Regions from separate parts of the Homo sapiens genome. Here region 2 is linked to region 1. Evidence: read pairs that join two places in POLR2A ChIA-PET (ENCODE). Cell type or tissue: CD4-positive, alpha-beta T cell. All regions are shown on one strand. Links, peaks and the distances in the headings refer to the core of each region. The heading gives the core; the rest is flanking DNA.

Region 1 (5,393 bases), core at 299-5,298:
TCCTTTGCATTCAAACTTGGCTAATTGTTTGGTGCAAGAGGTCTAGCTTTTGGCCTGTCTCAGCTTTTCACATACCTGCCCCACTAAGCTTCATCATTTCTAGCTTTTGGTTGAAGGTGAGAAATGTGCAACTCTGCCTTGCATTTGAACACTTAGAGGCCACTGTAATGTTATTAACTGACTTGATTTCAATATTGTTGTGTCAGGGAATAGGGAAGCCTGAGGCAAGGGTGAGAGACAAGGGAACAGCTGCATGGTGGAGCAGTCAGAACACACAATGATCAACTAGTTCATCATCTTGTAAGGCGCAGATTGTGGCACCCCAAAACAATTACAATAGGGACATCATAGATCACTGATCCCAAATCATCAGGACAGATAATAGTGAAAACGTTTGAAATACTGTGAGAATTGTCAAAAAGTGACACAGACACAAAAAAGTGAACACTTGCTGTTGGGAAAATGGCACCAACAGACTTGTTTGATGCAGGGTTGCCACAAATCTTCAATTTGTAAAAAGCGCATCATCCACAAAGTGCAATGAAATGAGGTACAATAAAGTGAAGTGCACCTGTACATCCTTCCTCATTCCTCATCCCACACATCTGGCCCAGATGGAACATGAAAGTCTCACTGATGAGAGAAGCAGCTGTGGCTTTCTCCGAAGGTCATTTTAGACACTACCTGAGACTGTTCCTCGGGGACTTTTCATTTGCCAGGTCTCTCTGACTCTGCAGGTGCCTTCAACCCACTCCCTTTTACTTTACCCTTTCCAAACTCAGATCCTTTTGCAGAAGTATTTAACTTTTGTCATCAATTTATATACACCAAGACCAAAAAAAGTGTTACCTTTAAAGACAGACATAGGAAATTAAGGTGTGCAAACAGACCTTTGAATCCTATGAGGAGCAGGCAGACAATTGAAACAGGAAGAGCTGAGCAGGTTATAAGGCCACCTCTGCCTAAAAGCATGTCCCAGTCTCACCAGCAGGAGCCAATTGCCTACTCTTACAGAATTCCCAATTTATATCAAAACAACTGTTTTATCACTAAAGAGGAGGGTTTTATCCCTTAAAGTAAAACAAAACAAGCTTTAATGCAATTGAATATACAGGGGCCTTCTCCCTGGGGCACACTGTCAGCACAAGATTACTAACTTTATCTGAGTTGTTTAAGAGTAAACAGTATCTTTCTGTCAGCCCCATGACACCTGTTTTGTTCCATGACCTTCAGTAGTAGATTCTCATGTTAGCATATCAGTACTGGATGTCTCCCATTACTATACAAAATGCAGTGTCAGCGGAAAAGTGTGTGCGTCTGATTCTGCCACTAGTAATATCTACGGCTTTGAAGGGAAAACATAATGTTACTAAGCCCCAGTATCTTTAGGCCTTACCAAATTAGTACAAATTCCCAGACTCTCTCAAATCATGAGCCCTGGCCCACCTACCCACAGTACTTCTCGGATGTTGGTCAGAACGTAGTTACAAACCTATAAGGTGGTATGTTGGTCAGAATATAGTTATAAACCTACAAAGTGGTGCAGAGAACAATAATCCTCAAAGGGAGACCACAAGGGACAGAACAGTCCTGGGACTTCTCTTGAAGAGTCCGACACGAGGGAGCAATATTAGCACAAGCCCTCTTCTCCCAGTGCTATCGAGTCCCTGTGGTCATATGAGTAATGTGCAGACAGTTACAGATACCAGCTTTATTTGTTACTTGGCACAGAACAGCCAAGGAAGCATGAAGCAAGGAAGCAGGTATTTGTCTTCCATAGGTTTCTGCTACTCTCACCACATCCTAGATTCCTTCCATACTTGCCTACACAGTCTTTATAGCCCCACCCCTCTAAAACCCAGGATTTGCTTATACGCTCCTGAATTCTTCACCATTCCATAATACTAATGGTGGAAGCAAAAGATGCTTAGCAGAACAGAAATTGGGAAAATAATTAAGAGGTTGCCATAGCCACCAGATAGCATTCAGTATCTTACCCTCTCTCTAGAATTTATAATTAGGTTTGTGCAATTTCCACTATTATCTTAATTTCCTCATTTTGTTTTCAATTTAACTCCCTTTCTTTTTCTGTTTCCCATAATCACTTACATCCTCAAGAAATGAGCTATAAGTTGATTTATTGTAAATTCACTCATTCATTTAAGAAACAAATGCATCCTGCCTCAGCCACAGCCATTTCCTGCCTTACCTCCTCCCCATTCTGTTTTACCCATCACTTAAAGCTGTGGTCATATCACAGGCTAGAAAGGTTATGCTACAAGGCCCATGTCTCCATCTTTGCATCTGCTAAAGTATTCAGAAGAAATTTGAAAGAGACAGACAGGGCCAAGAAGAAATATCACCATGGAGATTGCTTTCAACTGTGCTCTGTCTCCTCCTTTGGTCCCTCTTCCAGTTGGTGCTGGCCCAGAGATGAGGCAGAAGAGTTTTCCTCTGAGTCTCCAAACCCACACCAGTGCCTTACTCAGAGGTGCAATCATTATCATTTTGGACTCTGATGTGAGCTAAACAAAATAAAAATTGCTGTCAATTGGAACAGGTGCTTATGTGTGTTGCTACTTTTCTAAGTCCTAACAATGAAGTTCTGAAAACTTACATAGCTAATAAACAGTGGAGCAGGCTCAATGTTTTTTAATTGTTTGTTATGAAGAAAGATAATTTGAAAATAGTATTTAAATGACACATTTCTAAGCTGTGAAATATTATAAATGACTATCTGGAAATATAAAGAGGCATCAGCAGTTCTCTTTTTTTATTGTTATATATTCTTATTTTTTAAATATACTTTAAGTTCTAGGGTACATGCCCACAACGTGCAGGTTTGTTACGTATGTATACATGTGCCATGTTGGTATGCTGCACCCAACAACTCGTCATTTACATTATGTATTTCTCCTAAAGCTATCCCTCCCATATCCCCCACTGCACGACAGGCCCCAGTGTGTGATGTTCACCGCCCTGTATCCAAGTGTTCTCATTATTCAATTTCCACCTATGAGTGAGAACATGTGGCATTTGGTTTTCTGTCCTTGAAATAGTTTCCTCAGAATGATGGTTTCCAGCTTCATCCATGTCCCTACAAAGGACATGAACTCATCCTTTTTTATGGCTGCATAGTATTCTGTGGTATATATGTGCCACATTTTCTTAATCCAGTCTATCATTGATGGACACTTGGGTTGGTTCCAAGTATTTACTATTGTGAATAGTGCCACAATAAACATACATGTGCATGTGTCTTTGTAGTAGCATGATTTATAATCCTTTGGGTATATACCCAGTAATGGGATGGCTGGGTCAAATGGTATTTCTTGTTCTAGATCCTTGAGGAATCACCACACTGTCTTCCACAATGGTTGAACAAATTTATACTCCCACCAACAGGGTAAAAGCATTCCTATTTCTCCACATCCTCTCCAACACCTGTTGTTTCCTCATATTTTAATGATCACCATTCTAAATGGTGTGAGATGGTATCTCATTGTGGTTTTGATTTTCATTTCTCTGATGACCGGTGATGATGAGCATTGTTTTCATGTGTCTGTTGGCTGCATAGATGTCTTCTTTTGAGAAGTGTCTGTTCATATCTTTGCCCACTTTTGTATGGGGCTGTTTGATTTTTTTCTTGTAAGTTTGTTTCAGTTCTTTGTAGATTCTGGATATTAGCCCTTTGTCAGATGGGTAGATTGCAAAAATTTTCTCCCATTCTATAGGTTGCCTGTTCACTCTGATGGTAGTTTCTTTTGCTGTGCAGAAGTTCTTTAGTTTAATTAGATCCCATTTGTCAATTTTGGCTTTTGTTGCCATTGTTTTTGGTGTTTTAGTCATGAAGTCCTTGCCCATGCCTATGTCCTGAATGGTATTGCCTAGGTTTTCTTCTAGGGTTTTTATGGTTTTAGATCTAACATTTAAGTCTTTAATCCATTTTGAATTAATTTTTGTATAAGGTATAAGGAAGGGATCCAGTTTCAGCTTTCTACATATGTCTTGCCAGTTTTCCCAGCACCATTTATTAAATAGGGAATCCTTTCCCCATTTCTTCTTTTTGCCAGGTTTGTCAAAGATCAGATAGTTGTAGATGTGTGGTGTTATTTCCGAGGGCTCTGTTCTGTTCCATTGGTCTATAACTCTGTTTTGGTACCACTACCATGCTGTTTCAGTTACTGAAGCTTTGTAGTATAGTTTGAAGTCAGGTAGCGTGATGTCTCCAGCTTTGTTCTTTTGGCTTAGGATTGTCTTGGCAAGGCAGGCTCTTTGTTGGTTCCATATGGACTTTAAAATAGTTTTTTTCAATTCTGTGAAGAAAGTCATTGCTAGCTTGATGGGGATGGCATTGAATCTATAAATTACCTTGGGCAGTATGGCCATTTTCACGATATGAATTCTTCCTACACATAAGCATGGAATGTTCTTCCATTTGTTTGTGTCTTCTTTTATTTCATTGAGCAGTGGTTTGTAGTTCTCCTTGAAGGGGTGCTTCACATCCATTGTAAGTTGGATTCCCAGGTATTTTATTCTCTTTGAAGCAATTGTGAATGGGAGTTCACTCATGATTTGGCTTTCTGTCTGTTATTGGGGTATAGGAATGCTTGCGATTTTTGCACATTGATTTTGTATCCTGAGACTTCACTGAAGTTGCTTATCAGCTTGAGGAGATTTTGGGCTGAGACGATGGGGTTTTCTAAGTATACAATCATGTCATCTGCAAACAGGGACACTTTGACTTCCTCTTCTCCTAACTGAATACCCTTTATTTCTTTCTCTTGCCTCACTGCCCTGGCCAGAACTTCCAACACTATGTTGAATAGGAGTGGTGAGAGAGGGCATCCCTGTCTTGTGCTGATTTTCAAAGGGAATGCTTCCAGTTTTTGCCCATTCAGTATGATATTGGCTGTGAGTTTGATATAAATAGCTCTTATTATTTTGAGATATGTTCCATCAATACCTAGTTTATTGAGAGCTTTTAGCATGAAGGCTGTTGAATTTTGTCAAAGTCCTTTTCTGCATCTATTGAGATAATCGTGGTTTTTTTACCTTGGTTCTGTTTATGTGATGGATTACATGTATTGATTTGCGTATGTTGAACCAGCCTTGCATCCCAGGGATGAAGCAGACTTGATCTTGGTGGATAAGCTTTTTCATGTGCTGCTGGATTCATTTTGCCAGTATTTTATTGAGGATTTTTGCCTCGACGTTCATCAGGGATATTGGTCTAAAATTTTCTTTTTTTGTTGTGTTTCTGCCAGGCTTTGGTATCAGGATGATGCTGGCCTCATAAAATGAGTTAGGGAGGATTTCCTCCATTTCTATTGATTGGAATAGTTTCAGAAGGAATGGTACCAGCTCCTCTTTCTACCTCTGGTAGAATTTGG
Region 2 (5,393 bases), core at 294-5,293, 120 kb before region 1:
CAGAAACAAAACCTAATCTCAGTCATTCATAAGCAGCCAATCAACATATGATTATGTGACTATGAACTTTCCAGCAAGGTAAAGAGAAAAGGTAAATTCATAACAGCAACCAATCAAATAATTTTTAAATTCTGCTTCTGCATTCATCCTATAGATACTTGCCTCTGATGCTTTGTCATCAGCGTGCTGAACCTCTTTTGGTTTGTGTGTTTACCAATTCATGAATTGCTTGTTACTCAAATAAACTTGAAAATTTTGTTGTGCCTTGGTTTTTACCAGTTTGGTGTCAGAAATCAGATCTGAAGGATCCCCTTGTAATCCCCAGATGCAGTCAGTAACCAGGCATAGGTACTTGCTGAGTCCATTGTGCTAATTTCTTGCTGCATCTAGAGGTTATGGGTAAGTCCCTCTCAGATTTTGTATTTTGCATCCTGCGTTTGCATCCTGAGCTCTCTGCATTTTGCATCCTGAGCTCTCTAAGTTTATTCGAGAAGTTTTGTTTCTGAATGGATCCAGGGTTGAGCTGAGTGATTGACAGGAACTGGACCAGGTCCAGTGTAGTGTACACTAGCTTCCAGACTAGGTCTAACCAAAATCTGGGTTGGATTTCAAAGGTTGAACTGTGTTTTCAACAGGAACTGGACCGGTTCCAGTTAAGGGCCTCTGGTAAGTAGAGTTTTAGAACAGAGAATTATGTGTTCATCAAAATCTAAGGAGTCTGGGACTCCTCTGTCTGTAACTCCAATGCATTTTAGGTTTAAAAATTACGGACCCAGAACCTGTGCATTTCTAGAGAAATGAGTGCATCTCAGGAAGATAACTTAGAGTTACAGTGGCCACAATGAGAAAGTTTTAATGTAGATGAAATTTTTTATCTATGAGTACATTAGGAAAAAAAGGGCGGGGCGGGGAAATCCCAAATGGCTCAAATACAATGAGATACATTTTTTGATTTGTGTACAAAGGATTCCAAAAGACAGAATGACTCAGAAAATTGCCCTTTAAGGAAATCTTTGCAGTGTGCTAATAGAAAACTATTCTGAACCTACTAACCTCTTTGATCTCTTGTCTTTTCCATCTGAACCTCATCAATACCAACTTCCTTAAAAAATTAGATCTTCAAATGAGTCAGGGGTATGTAGAACAACTAAATTTAACTTTTGGTCTCATACACACTCCCAAGCTATGGTAAAAGCATCCACCTAAGAATAAAAAGAAGAAAGACTAATTGGAAATACACTGGATGTCTCCTCAGTCACTCACGTAAAATGTAATCTGCAGTCTCAATAAGATTGACTTCTGATAATAGGCAAATATGTCCCAAAACTCCTGGAGAAAACATAACATCCTTCCTCTGTGCCTTTGAGATGTCTAAATCTTCTAAATGCAAGCATCAGAGAAATCATTCACAAGTAGGGAAAAAAAGAGGAAACTTTTAGAAATAAACAGACAAATAGAAAACATTTTATGCCCTTTCCACAAATATTAATTAAAGTCTTGAGCCATCTGAACAGGTAACTTTAACTGTCAAGAACATAGTTTGAACCCAACTAATGAGTTTTACATTATTGTGCCTGATACATGACTAAACCTTTAGAACAGATGCCACGACTCTATTTGCATCTGTTCGTATATTTATATACGTCTACATATGTGTATGTTATTTGTATGTAATTTTATTCTACCTATGGTTAATATTATTAGAAATAATATTAAAATTACTACATTTAATTGGGTATAGTCATGCACTGCATCGTGTCATTTTGATCAATTAAGGGCTGCATATACTACAGTGGCTTCATAAGGTTATCATGAGACTAAAAAATTCCTATCACCTAGTAGCTATTGAATGTCATAGTGCAACACATTATTCACATGTTTGTGGTGACATTGGTGTGAAAAGCTGCCAGTCATATAGAACATACAATTATTTACAGTACATAATACTTGATTGTAATAATAAATGACTATGTTACTGGTTTATGTATTTACTATATTTTAAATCATTGTTTTAGAGTATACTCCTTCTACTTATAAAAAAAGTTAATTGTAAATAGCCCCTCAGGCAGGTTCTTCAGGAGCTATTCCAGAATAAGTCATTGTTATCACAGACGATGGCAGTTCAATGTGTGCCATTGCCCCTGAAGAACTTCCAGCGGGAAAAGGTATGGAGGTGGAAGACAATGAAATTCATGATCCTGACCATGTGTAGGCCTAAGCTAATGTGTGTGTTTGTGCCTTAGTTTTTAACAAAAAGTTTGAAAAGTAGAAAAAGACAAAAGCTTATAGAATAAGAATATTTTAAAATTTTTTGTGCAGTTGTTCAATGTGTTTGTGTTTTAAATTGTGTTATTACAAGAGCTAAAAATTTAAATAAAAAGTTTAGAAAATAAAAAGGTTACAGTAACCTAAGTTTAATTTAATTGAAAATGGACCCCTTCCTTACACCTTATACAAAAATTAACTCAAGATGAATTAGACTTAAACATAAGACCTAAAACCATAAAAACACTAGAAGAAAACCTAGGCTATTAATACCATTCAGGACATAGGCATGGGCAAAGACTTCATGACTAAAACACCAAAAGCAATGGCAACAAAAGCCAAAATTGACAAATTGGATCTAATTAAACTAAAGAGCTTCTACTCAACAAAAGAAACTATCATCAGAGTGAACAGGCAACCTACAGAATGGGAGAAAATTTTTGCAATCTATCCATCTGACAAAGGGCTAATATGCAGAATCTACAAGAGACTTAAACAAATTTACAGGAAAAAAACAAACAACCCCATCAAAAAGTGGGTGAAGGATATGAACAGATACATTTCAAAACGAGACATTTATGCAGCCAACAAACATATGAAAAAAAGCTCATCATCACTGGTCATTAGAGAAATGCAAATCAAAATCACAATGAGATACCATCTTACACCAGTTAGAATGGTGATCATTAAAAAGTCAGGAAACAACAGATGCTGGTGAGGATGTGAAGAAATAAGAATGCTTTTACACTGTTGGTGGGAGTATAAATTAGTTCAACCGTTGTGGAAGACAGTGTGGTGATTCCTCAAGGATCTAGAACCAGAAATACCATTTGACCCAGCAATCCCATTACTGGGTATATATCCAAAGGATTATAAATCATTCTACTATAAAGACACATGCACATGTATGTTTATTGCAGCACTATTTACAATACCAAAGACTTGAAACCAACCCAAATGCCCATCAGTGATAGACAGGATAAAGAAAACATGGCCCATATACACTATGGAATACTATGCAGCCATAAAAATGGATGAGTTCATGTCCTTTGCAGGGACATGGATGAAGCTGGAAACCATCATTTTCAGCAAACTAATGCAAGAACAGAAAACCAAACACTGCATGTTCTCACTCATAAATGAGAGTTGAGCAATGAGAACACATGGACACAGGGAGGGGAACATCACACACTGGGGCCTGTAAGGGGGTGCAGGGCAAGGGGAGGGATAGCATTAGAAGAAATACCTAAAGCATGCGGGGCTTAAAATCTTAAATGTAAATGGGCTAAATGCCCCAATTAAAAGACACAGACTGGCAAACTGAATAACGAGTCAAGACCTATCAATGTGCTGTATTCAGGAGACCCATCTTAAGTGCAAAGACACACATAGACTCAAAATAAAGGGATGGAGGAATATTTCCCAAGCCAATGAAAAGCAAAAAAAAAAAAAAAAAAAAAAAGAAAAGCAGGGGTTGCGATTCTATTCTCTGATGAAACAGACTTTAAACCAACAAAGATAAATAAAGACAAAGAAGGGCATTACATAATGGTAGATGGATCAATGCAACAAAAAGAGCTAATTATCCTAAATATATATGCACCCAATACAGGTTGGACAGATCAATGAGACAGAAAATTAACAAGGATATCCAGGACTTGAACTCAGCTCTGGACAAGCAGGCCTAATAGACATCTAAAGGACTCTCCACCCCAAATCTATAGAATATACATTCTTCTCAGCACCACATAGCACTTATTCTAAAATCGACCACATAGTTGGAAGTAAAACACTCCTCAGCAAATGCAAGAGAACAGAAATCATAACAAACAATCTTTCAGACCACAGTGCAATCAAAATAGAACTCAGGATTAAGAAACTCACTCAAAACTGCACAACAACATGGAAACCGAACAACCTGCTCCTGAATGACTACTGGGTAAATAACAAAATTAAGGTAGAAGTAAAGAAGTTCTTTGAATCCAATAAGAACAAAGAGACAATGTACCAGAATCTCTGGGACACAGCTAAAGCAGTGTTGAGGGAAATTTATAGCACAATGAATATTATTAAAACATAGATGACGGGTTGATAGGTGCACCATGGCACATGTATACCTATGTAACAAACCTGCACGTTCTGCACATGTATCCCAGAACTTAAACTATAATAAAAAACAAAATAAAATAAATTGAAAAAAGAAAATATCTTTTATAAATTTAATATAGTCTACATGTACAGTGTTTATAAAGTCTACAGTAGGGTACACTAATGTCCTAGGCCCTCACATTCACTCACCTGTCACTCACTGACTCATCCAGAGGAACTTTCAGTCCTTCAAGCTCCATTTATGGTAAGTGCCCTATACAGGTATACAATTTTTTATCTTTTATACCATATTTTATACTGTGCATTTTCTGTGTTTATGTGTGTTTAGATATACAAATACTTACCACTGTGTTACAATTGTCTGCAGTATTCAGTACAGCAACATTCTGTACAGATTTGTGGCCTAGGAGCAATAGGCTATACCCAACAGTAGGCTATGTAGCCTCGGTGTGTAGTAGGCAGTACCATGTACATTTGTGTATGTATGCTTTATGATTTCACACAACAATGAAACCACTTAATAATGCATTTCTCAGAAGGTATCCCTGTTAAGGGATACATGACTGTATTTTCACTGTCAGAGGAAAACTGCCTACTCAAGCCTCAGTAATGGCGGACGCCCCTCCCCCCAGCAAGTTCCATCATCCCAGGTCAACTTCAGATTGCTGGGCTGGCAGTGAGAATTTCAAGCCAGTGGCTTTTAGCCTGCTGTTCTCCAAGGGATTGGGACCTGCTGAGCGAGACCACTTGGCTCCCTGGCTTCAGCCCTCTCTAAAGGGGAGTGAACCATTCTGTCTCACTGGGGTTCCAGGTGCCACTGGGGTGTGAAAAAACACTCCTGCAGCTAGCTCTGTGTCTGCCCAAATAGTCACCCAGTTTTGTGCTGGAAACCCAGGGCCCTGGTGGTGTAGGCACACGAGGGAATCTCCTGGTCTGTGGATTGCAAAAACCATGGGAAATGTGTAGTTCTATCTGGGCCAAATAGCACAGTCCCTCACAACTTCCCTTGGCTGTGGGAG

The links. ChIA-PET counts read pairs that join two places held together with the same protein. Peaks named below come from ENCODE experiments on the same cell type or tissue, not always from the same donor. Only the 100,000 strongest peaks of a DNase experiment are listed, where the experiment ranks them.
Region 2: POLR2A ChIA-PET joins it to region 1 with 6 read pairs; 3 of 35 experiments call an interaction of 5 or more read pairs at or near these places.

Annotation. Positions count from the first base shown.
Region 1 is chr7:150,499,652-150,505,044 of GRCh38, reverse strand. No RefSeq gene overlaps it. Among named protein-coding and RNA genes, the nearest start is that of GIMAP7, 13 kb to the left of the region's middle. In CD4-positive, alpha-beta T cell, for the core only: no CTCF peak of the experiment used is centred there; a DNase peak (open chromatin) is centred at 2,234; H3K4me3 peaks cover 409 bases; H3K27ac peaks cover 2,433 bases.
Region 2 is chr7:150,615,791-150,621,183 of GRCh38, reverse strand. No RefSeq gene overlaps it. Among named protein-coding and RNA genes, the nearest start is that of GIMAP6, 14 kb to the left of the region's middle. In CD4-positive, alpha-beta T cell, for the core only: no CTCF peak of the experiment used is centred there; no DNase peak of the experiment used is centred there; H3K27ac peaks cover 391 bases.